Regions from separate parts of the Homo sapiens genome. Here region 1 is linked to region 2. The links are chromatin contacts, found by Hi-C in ENCODE. All regions are on one chromosome and are shown on one strand. Each heading gives the region's core, a stretch centred on a gene start or an enhancer-like site at or near the end of the contact. The rest is flanking DNA. Distances are from core to core; before and after follow the strand shown. Region 1 holds the start of TAOK3 (TAO kinase 3). Region 2 holds the start of TBX3-AS1 (TBX3 antisense RNA 1).

Region 1 (4,896 bases), core at 1,477-3,976, 3.7 Mb after region 2:
GGAATTTTCATAACCACATCAAGCTGCACACTCTCTGAAGCCATAGAAGAACTGCTCTGTATCAGGTAATGTCAAATAAAATCCCTAAACAGTGCTTCTCCTCTACTTATTATTACCCTGATAAAAATAACTTCAGTAATTTTTGTCTTGGATTTACATAGCAGTTATATGTAAGGCATCTGCATTATATATTTAGGAAATAATACAACATTCCTTTATTCCTCTTAGTTGAAACTGCCTATATTGAACACTGGCAAAAGACTTCTAATAAAACACATTCTAAACCTGAAACAAAGGCGATATCTAAATAACCGACATTACATAGTAATTACATTCCTCACTATTTTCCTAAAACCATCATTTTCGATGTCTGCTTCTATAAAAAAAGAAACCAGTCCAAGAGGTGAGGAGATACAACCTATAAACATTGAAAAGGAGGTTTTAAAAATTCAAATACAAAACTGCTGGGTACAACCATAACAAAGCATGTGCATTCGAGTTTGAAAAGTAGGTAGGGCAGTATTAACATATCCTAAGTACTGTGAACAACTAGCCTGATCATTAGTTTAATTTTCACATCCCTCAGAGTAGGAGGCTGTCCCCCAACTCCCACCCCCTATTGCTTCCCACTATTTGTTTCAACCTTTTAATAGATACACTTGCCTCCCACCAGGACACACAGTGTCTGGTTTAAATAGGTTTATCTCTCTCCTTAGCTTGTCCTGGAATTACGCCTAAAGCTCAATCCTGGCAGCTTTTAGGATAAGAAATCTAATTGGAAAGAGCTCTTAGTTTTGCGACTCCAAAACCTCTTTTGAAAATTTAGTTTGACCTTCCAACTATCTCCAACAGATCAAAGTTAAACAGTCCAGATTCCAAACCTAGTATAGTTCCTTTAAATCTGCATTGTAAACATTGATACTGATATGCTGCCAAATCTAAAAAAGTTTCTTAGCTCCTTGAGCTAAAATGAAAAACCAGTAGTCCAGGAAAACGCAAGGGTCTATCAAAGAAATATTCTTATTAATCTAAAACACGGGTCTCCAAAAGGATCCCTGTCCCTTTCAACTTCTTGTGGAGGGGGAAGTGGGGGAGGTTTGAAGAAGCCCCTTCCAACTTTTCACCTGACCTTTTCATTAAGATCAGGAAGCCCCTCGCTTTCAAGACATCCACATCAGACTCTAAGGAACGAATGCGAAGCCAGCGGGCCAGTGAGAAGAGGTCAGGCCGCGCAGGTCTCTTGATCATTCCAAGATCTTTGTCCTGCAGCCAGCCCCACCAGCCCCTCCAGCTCCTCCAGCCCATGCGTTTCACTTCAGAGATGTTTCATGACATAATCCGGCTCCGGAGTCCCCCGGAGTCCCGGGGGCTCACACTCCACCCTCAGGGAGGTCGCTGATGCCAGACCCTGGGAGCACCTCCCCGCTCCACTCGTCTGCGCTGCAGCCGGTTCCTATTTGCCCGACGCCGCGACTGCGACCCAGGCTCCCCGCCGCAGCCGTTCTTGGGGGGGCTCCCGCAACTCAGCGGGCGCGACCCCCCGCCCGCTCCCTCGCTGCTCACGCCGGGCCCCCGCTATGTGACTGGGGGCCCGACCCGCACCCATGGGGCACCGCTCCTCCCTCGGGGTCCGCGCCTGCACCCGACGCTCAAAGCCCCTCTCGGAGTCCCACGCTCGCATGCGCTGTCCCGAGCCCTCTGGGGGTCCCCTCCTCTCACCCCGCTGTCCTGGCCCCTCTCGGGGTCACCCTGCTCCCACCCGCTGTCCCGGCCTCTCTCTAGGTGTCCTGCTCTCAGCCCCGCTGTCTCAGCCCAGCCCCCTTCCGGGACCCCTCCTCTTCTCCCACTGTCTTGGCCCTTCCTGGGGTCTTCTCACACTCTGTTCTAAGCCCTCTGGGGATCCCCTGTCTTCACATCCCCTGACCGGTCCCCTCTCTTTACTCTGTCCTGGATTCTCTCTGGGTCCCCTCCCCTCACCTCGGGGTCTCCTCTCCCCGGGTGCTGTCCCAGCCCCTCTCGGGGTCCCCATCTCTCAGACTCTCAGTGCCGGCCCCTCTCGGGGACCCTTCCCCTCTCCCCGCTGTCCCTGACCTTTTCTGGGACCTGGTCCTTCAGGGGACCCCCTCCCCTCATCCCCCTATCCTAGTGCCTCATGAGGCACCCACCCCTCACCCCACTACCCCAGCCCCTCTCCGGGTCCCTTCCTCTCACGCGCACTGTCCCGGCCCCTCTTGGAGACCCCTCCCCTCAGACTTTCAGTCTTGGACCCTCTCGGAGTCCTCTCCACTCAGAGCCACTGCCTCGGTCCCTCTCGGAGTCCCCTCTCCTCACCCGCTGTCCCGGTCCCTCCCGGGGTCTCCTCTCCACAGTCTGCACTGTCGAGCCCGCTCCCGCAACTCCCCTCACTCTGCCTGGGGTCCCGCCGCCTCGGCTCCCACTGTCATGCCCCGCGCCCCGGTGCTCTCACCTCAGACCTGCTGTCACCACCCCCGGGCCCGGCGCCGCCGCCGCCGCTTCCTCTCCCACACTTGTTCCTGAGTCGCTCTCCTGTGGCTTGTTCCCCGGCGGATCCTTGGGTCCGGTCGCTGAGTGCCGGATCCGGCTGTGCGCAGCCTCTGCTCGCGGTCTCGGCGTTGCGTCCCACTCTCCACGCAGGACCCCGCCGCCCGGCGCCACAAGGACCCTCCCGCGGCCGCCGCCGCTGCTGCTGTCCGAGGTGCGGCTCCTGCCAGGGGTGGCCAATCGCACCGGACTGCGCCGAGCACGCCCCGCCCCACCGTCTCAGTCCGCCCGCCCCCTGCCCCGGACCACGCCCCAAGCTCGGCTCCAATAGGCTCTCTACTGACCTTCCCTGATCGCGGGGCACAGGGCCGGGGCCGTATATAGGTATTTGATTGATGGAGCCTGGGAAGCCGAGCGGTCGATGGAACCCGAGGATTGGCGGAGTTGTCGATGGGCGGGACAGGGCAGGGCGGGGTCTCCTCAGACGCGGAAGACCTTGCAACTTTAGTAACCTACGGGCCCGCCTGGGGTGCGGTCAGTCTTGTTTGTGCTGCTCTCCGGTCAAAGTTCATGGCGCTTCTCCCCACGCCTTTACTTTTCTTGGGAGATTCCCAGGGACCACCATGTTAGAGCCTTTGGGGAGGACCCCAGTCTCTCGCTAGACCTTGCACAGCTTTCTTAGTAATTCTGCCATGAACTAATATAGCATTAATTTGCCCAGGATTTGTAAAAATTTCCTGGATTTAAACCATTTCTTTTTAAAATCTCTTGCAAGGGAGTTGCCTCTCCTTGAATTGAGTTCAGCAGCCGTCAGTTTGATACCGTTGGGGGAAAAAAAATCTATATACAGTACTAGGTGCATACTTTGCCCAACTAAGCGTTCAATGCGGGGCACATTTTGATAGGTGCAAGGACAAAGCTTTAGAAATTTTCAGTTTGTAGGTTTTTATGACAGTAGGAAGACTGTGGTAGGGGAACCCTATTATTAGCTTAACAAGGTTTCAGCAAAGCTATTCAATATAACCTTTTTCCAGGGCCACAGGTTTTAATGATTCTATGTGAACGTGTGGCCAAAGGATAACGAGCTTTGACCCAGGTTTAACATGTGATAATCAGAGACTCCTCTTGATCCACGCTAAAGGATAGTGCCTGCCAGGGGTGAAAGTGCATCATGCTACTAAGACCCATTTGTGTTATTTTTGTGAAACTGGATATGCTGATCAAATCAACACCGGAAACAGAAAACTGCTTTCCTTACTCTTAACGCCAAAAGTAAGTTTATGGACTTTAGAATTTAGCATTTTATGAAGAAATTGTCTCAGGAACACATTTTGATCCTAAGTTTTGTCAGATGTATACAGGCCTTAGTTCTCAGAGAACCCTCGATTGTTAACTTTTTAACTCCAGCTGACAAAATGTGTTTGTGTTCTAAACAGTATACATGTTTCTTCTAGTGTTTTAAGAATCATACGCCATTCATCACCTGAGGTCAAGGGTTCCAGACCTGCCTGGCCAACATGGTGAAATCCCGTCTGTACGAAAAATACAAAAATTAGCCGGGCATGGTGGCACCCACCTGTAATCCCAGCTACTAGAAAGGCTGAGGCAGGAGAATCACTTGAACCCGGAGGCGGAGGTTGCAGTGAGTCGAGATCGCATCACTTCACTCCAGCCTGGGTGAAAGAGCAAAACTCCGTCTCAAAAAAAGAAAAAAAGAAAAAGAAAAAAAAGAATCATACTCCATTCCAATTGTGATGTCCCCCTTTAAAGTTTCAGTTTGGGTGTTAGGGTAGGCAGAGAAGGCCTGGAAGCAAAGAAGTTGTGGAAATGGGGCTGGCAGGGCTTCGTTTCAAGTCAAGTCGAGTTCCTGAGCGGTGTGGCTGAGTACCGTTTTGAGAAGGGATATATAAAAAGATTTCAAGGTGGTAAAACTTGGTTTTGAGGGAACTTGATTTTTACAGGAGTATAGCGACTGTCCAAAATCATATTAAATAAATCTAAAGGTTAGGTAAGACTAAAGCCATAAGAGAATTTTTTTGAGTAGGTCCACCTTCACTAAAGAGCATTTTTTAGTTCTGCAGCTGGCAATCTGGACAGAAAAAAATGGGGTAAGTTTTCATAACCCAAGTGCTCAGTTGTGTCTATTCATTACATATAAAAAAGAAATGCATGACCATTAACAGATGCTGTTTGCAGTCAAGAAGACAGCAGTAAAACATAAGCAGGATAAAAATCTCAGCGTCTTGAAAGGAAACCATTTAGCAACGAAATAAACTTAAAAATTAATTGTATCAATGAACTCTTGATTTCTAAAATCTTTGCTTTTTCTGCACTATGATTACTGCTACTGACAGGAACGCAAGTTACTCAATATAGTTGATTGCAAGTAATTTA
Region 2 (4,495 bases), core at 596-3,095:
TCACACCATTTAACCAACAGAGTCAAGGCTCCGAAACGTAAACTCTCCTGAGAAAATAATATCACTGGTTTCAAAACAGAAGTATGATATTTTAAAACAAAACAAATCCTTTAGGAATACATAGCCTTGAAATTGATTTTAGCTCTTAAAAAATGGTTTTTAACTTCACTCTCAGGTCAGGAATCTACCAAAGAGCTGGAATTGCTATAGAACACAAGCCGGTAAGTTTTCTTGCCCCATTTCTTTTAGAACGCCAGGCCTTCCATTATTTGGAGAGAAACACCCCGAATCCTTTTTCCAGACGAGGACAAGTTTGCTATGCTTAGGGAGAAGCAAAGGAGAAGTCTGGGCTGAAACTCATGAAATGGGAAGCACTGCCTTTGACTGAGTGAAGGAGGAGAAAATTTTACTGAAGAGAGCAATGAAACTTACAAATCCATGTTTGTCTGAAATGTTGTTGGTGAGTTTCAGTTTGTGGAAAGTGACGACTTTGGACATCCACTGTTCCCCAGTAGCGGGGCTGTCCGGGTGAATGTACATCCTCTTTGGCATTTCGGGGTCGGCCTTACCAGCCACCATCCACCGAGAATTGTGAAATTTATAACGACAGTCATCAGCAGCTATAATGTCCATCAATAAAATGTATTTGGCTTTTTTATCCAGCCCAGAACATCTCACTTTAAATGGAGGAAACATTCGCCTATAAAACGAAAGAATAGAAAAGAAAAAGAAAGATAAACCACCCGTAATCTTGGGTTTGATTTCCTATGTATCACATAATATTGAAACCAAGTCTAAGACTTTATATTGTGACTGATAAGCTTACATGTTTCAGAGTGAGGCAACTGGTTGCAAAATCGTTTTCTTCCACAACTAACGTATTAAATATTCTCAGTTTCGCCATATTTAGACGTCCCAAGGTTCAAAACAAATGCATTGTGGCACTGCAATTCTCTACATTGTCTAACAATTTCTTCAATATTTTTTTTGTCCTTGCTTGACTTTACAGATTGCCCTCCTGAGAGCAAATTCTTGCCCATGTCTTTTTCTGTGGGTATCTAGATCTAAACAGGTTGGGGTAAGATTTTTGTAAAGCGCGGTCAGTTAAGACTAGAATTTTCCACCACCCATTGATGAGAAAATGTTAAACTTATCAAGGAAATGAACGTCAAGTTGCACCCCTCCCTGCTGCAGAATAGCAATCCCGCTGTGGGCGAAGTGAAACTGGACTTCAGTGAGTTCCCAGAACGAATTTTGCAGACTTCGGTGCACTCCTGGGCCTGATAACCGATCTGCCCGTGGAGCTGCTAACACATTCCCCCACTTCTTAGGCCAGTCCAAAACCGCAAGACTGTGCCACCACATTGCTGTTAATTTCACAGAAGGGTTGGCATTCTGTAGTCTTGACTTAAAAGGAAGCAAGGAAGCACTTTGCTGGAAAACTGACTAAATGTCTTGTGAGTTTGAGGAGGATTTTATGCCAAACTTTGGCCTCATTTAGCTTGGAAGGAGACAGAACGCTTAAGATATCATGAAGGGGATTTTATTTTTGTATCAACTTTATGCCTTTACAGGCTTCAATGCTATTACAAAAAAAAAATCAGTGATTTTAAATGACTATTACAGGATCTTCTCTTCCAGGCAGGTTTTGGTCAGGCAAGGACCTTTAAACATTATGTAAAATATGGTTGATAATATTCACACATTAAAAAAAAGGTGTGTGTCTCCTCACTGGCTCCTTAAGTCTGCAAACATAATCTTAAATTATGCAAAATTGCCTGCTGAACTCGCCCTTGGGTTACAGACACGTGAAGTAGTGTGGGCAAACAAACCAAAATGCCCTTCGATTTCTCTCTGACCAGGGCAGCAGCAGGCCCCTTTAGACCCAGAGGCTAGACTGGAGGGCAGAAAGGGCCGGGGAATGGTGTCAGGCCTCCCAATACCCACACAAAAGGAAAGGGCTTTAAGTTTTTCTCTCTGAGAACAAAATAAAACAGACAACACAACATCAACAAAGAAATAAGGATGTTCCAGGAGGGTTTGAAGAGTGAGTTTCTTGCAGTAGAGTGCCTTTTTTTTTTTTCTTTCCTGCTCCCTGCAGGGATGTCTGTGCTCCACTGAAAAATTCTGTCTGTTCGGGAGGGAACCCAGGATGCAGACCAAATGCAAGACCCATGCAGATGCCCAGGTAAGCTGAAATTTCCTGCCACCGGGGCAGGGCCTGGAAGTCTGTGCATACATTTCTAGGGGAACTAACTTTTCGTCCAAGCCGTAATAACCGACCAACCGACTGTTCTGGGAGCAGAGAAATAAAGGGAGGAAAAAACTCTCCAACAGCTTAGGGGAGGAGGCCCCCACTGCTTACCTTCCCGACTTGGTAATGACCATCTCGGTGCCCCGCTTGTGAAACTGATCCCAAAGTTCTTTAGCCTCCAGGTGCACCTTGGGGTCGTCCTCCACCTCTTCTTCGGGCTCCATGGTCTTCAAAGGCCTCAGATGCGCCTGGGGCCCCAGGGAGGAGAACGGGATGCCGGTCTCGGCCGCCCCCACCAATTGATCCATGATCGGCTTGGCCAGGGCGCCCGGCAGCGAGAGCGCCGCCGCGCCGTTGGGAGGCAGCGTCAGCGCGGGGAAGAACGGCGGCTGGTGACCCAGCACCGCGCTCATGGCGAAGTCCGGCGCCCGGTGAGGTAGGAACGGATGGTAGGCCATGCTTGTCCCAGGAATGACCGGATCTCTCATGGAGAGGCTCATCCACTCCAGGCGGGGCGCTGGGCTCCAGCCGGGGACAAGTCCGCAGCTGCTGTGTTTTGTTGTTTTTTTGTTGTTGTTTAACAGCAGCACATAATTCAAAAGGGGGGAAAAAGCAAAACAAAAAAGAAAGAAAAAAGAAAAGGAGGCAGAAATCACAACTAATGCACTTCAAAGGGAGGAGGGGAAGTGTCTTTTGGAGAATGGGAGGCCGCTTTTAAAGAGGGCAAGGCGAAAAATCAGCAAACATAGTCGCGCGGGTGACCGTCCTTGTGCCTTGCGTTTTTAAAAAGCCGCTCCTGAACGTCGGTTTCAGAAGCGAGAGGAGCGAGCAGGGTCTCGACTCGCGCCCGAGCCCTGCCGCTGAGCTCGAAATAGACACTCCAGCCCTGCGTCCCAGGAATCTCTCTCCAGCCCCTAGGTCTTTTGTTGCAAATGTGAAAGGTTCTCCTAGAAGACTTTTTACCTTTCTTTTTCTTCTTCCCCCGCCCCCTATCTGTCTTCCTCTCCCTCTTTCTCGCTGGTGGCGTCTGCAGCTGTGCTAGACCCGGCTTTAACAGGGAGCGAGAGAGCGGAAAAAGTCTCTCTCCTTTAAAAAAAAAAAAATCTGATTTAAACCCCCTTCTACCAGCGCTATCAAAACTTGAATTGCAAACTGGCTTCCGTTCGCCGCCCTCCTCCTCCTTCCTCTGCTCCGAGCCTCCGGAGGGTGTCTCGGTTTCAATCCAAATCTTGCTGGGCTCTTCTCCCGTGCCTCTCTCTCTTCCTTGTCCTAAAACGTGAGCGAATTCGCTTCCTAAATCTGTGTCCAGGCGCGCAGGGCAGGGAGGATTTAGAGGGGGAAAAAATGGAACAGAGGGAAAGAGAGGGAGGGGAGAGAGAGAGAGAGAGAGAGAGACGGAGTCGGAGAGGGAGGGAGCGAGAGAAAGCGAGAGCTCCTCGCCACCCTCCGCCGCCTCTAGAATTCACCGGGCGTCTGCTCGGCGGCTCTAGAAGGTCGGGCTGCGCTGTGGGCTGCGGGGAGCCGGAGGCCTCTTGATTGGCTCTTTGACGCTTTCGGACCAATTGTGTTGCTGCATAGGCGTGGTTTTCACAGGTCGAGTGCTGGGGGATAGAGCTGAGTTATAAAAAGAAGGTGTCGGAAACTGTAACGTCGCAGCGCCGCATCGGTACTACTGCCTGTCCTGTGAATATGTCAACATGATCAGAGGGCGGGCGGGAGCCACTGGGGAGCGCGCGCGCACAGAGTCGCCTCTAGGTGGCTTATCGAGAGATCGCTGCAGCCCCTGAGCTCGCTCGCTCGCTCTGGTTCAGCCCACGTCTGAAATGCCTCAGTCATCCAGCCGGGGATCGAGGGAGGAGGCAGGGCCAAGGAGGAAGGGGGAGGGAGAGAGGGAGGGAGCCAGCGAGCAGGCGAGCCGGGCGGGGAAGGCGGAGAGCGCGCCCGGGCGCCGGGCAGGGGCGCTCGCCTCTCTTGCACTCCGCTCGCCTCTCCGACCGCCGCGGCCGGTTCTCTCTCCAGCTCTCCTTCTTCTCCCCGCCCCGGGCGAGCCGGGCGGGTGGCCGAGCCTCCCCGCGAGCTGCCATCCGGCCACTCGGTTCTACAAAAGCCGGCGGCAGCCGAGAAGCGAGCGCCGAGACTCCAGGCTTGCGTGCTCTCCAGCCCCACGTGGAGCCAAGCTCCGCCCGGCCGCCGCTGAAGGGCTCCCGAGCTCGGGTGTCTCGGTGCTGGTCTCCCCTGCGT

Evidence for each region. Hi-C counts contacts between places; a loop is a spot of excess contacts on that map. Pooled maps may share reads with other maps.
Region 1: a map of gastrocnemius medialis shows a loop between it and region 2 (14-fold over the local background). The contact joins the promoter of TAOK3 here to the promoter of TBX3-AS1 in region 2. A Hi-C loop is called at or near these places in 2 of 168 maps with a recorded cell type or tissue (ascending aorta and gastrocnemius medialis) and 5 of 50 pooled maps.

Annotation. Positions count from the first base shown.
Region 1 is chr12:118,370,181-118,375,076 of GRCh38, forward strand. TAOK3 (TAO kinase 3) reads right to left here and starts at 2,727. Exons shown (of 21, transcript NM_016281.4): 1 at 2,468-2,727. RefSeq lists silencers at 1,567-1,656, 1,757-1,816, 2,601-2,850 and an enhancer at 3,171-3,220.
Region 2 is chr12:114,680,447-114,684,941 of GRCh38, forward strand. It overlaps TBX3-AS1 (TBX3 antisense RNA 1), which reads left to right and starts at 1,846. Exons shown (of 2, transcript NR_187552.1): 1 at 1,846-2,188. TBX3 (T-box transcription factor 3) reads right to left here and starts at 3,729. Exons shown (of 7, transcript NM_005996.4): 1 at 2,366-3,729; 2 at 433-700. The coding sequence starts at 2,754. RefSeq lists a promoter at 3,731-4,240.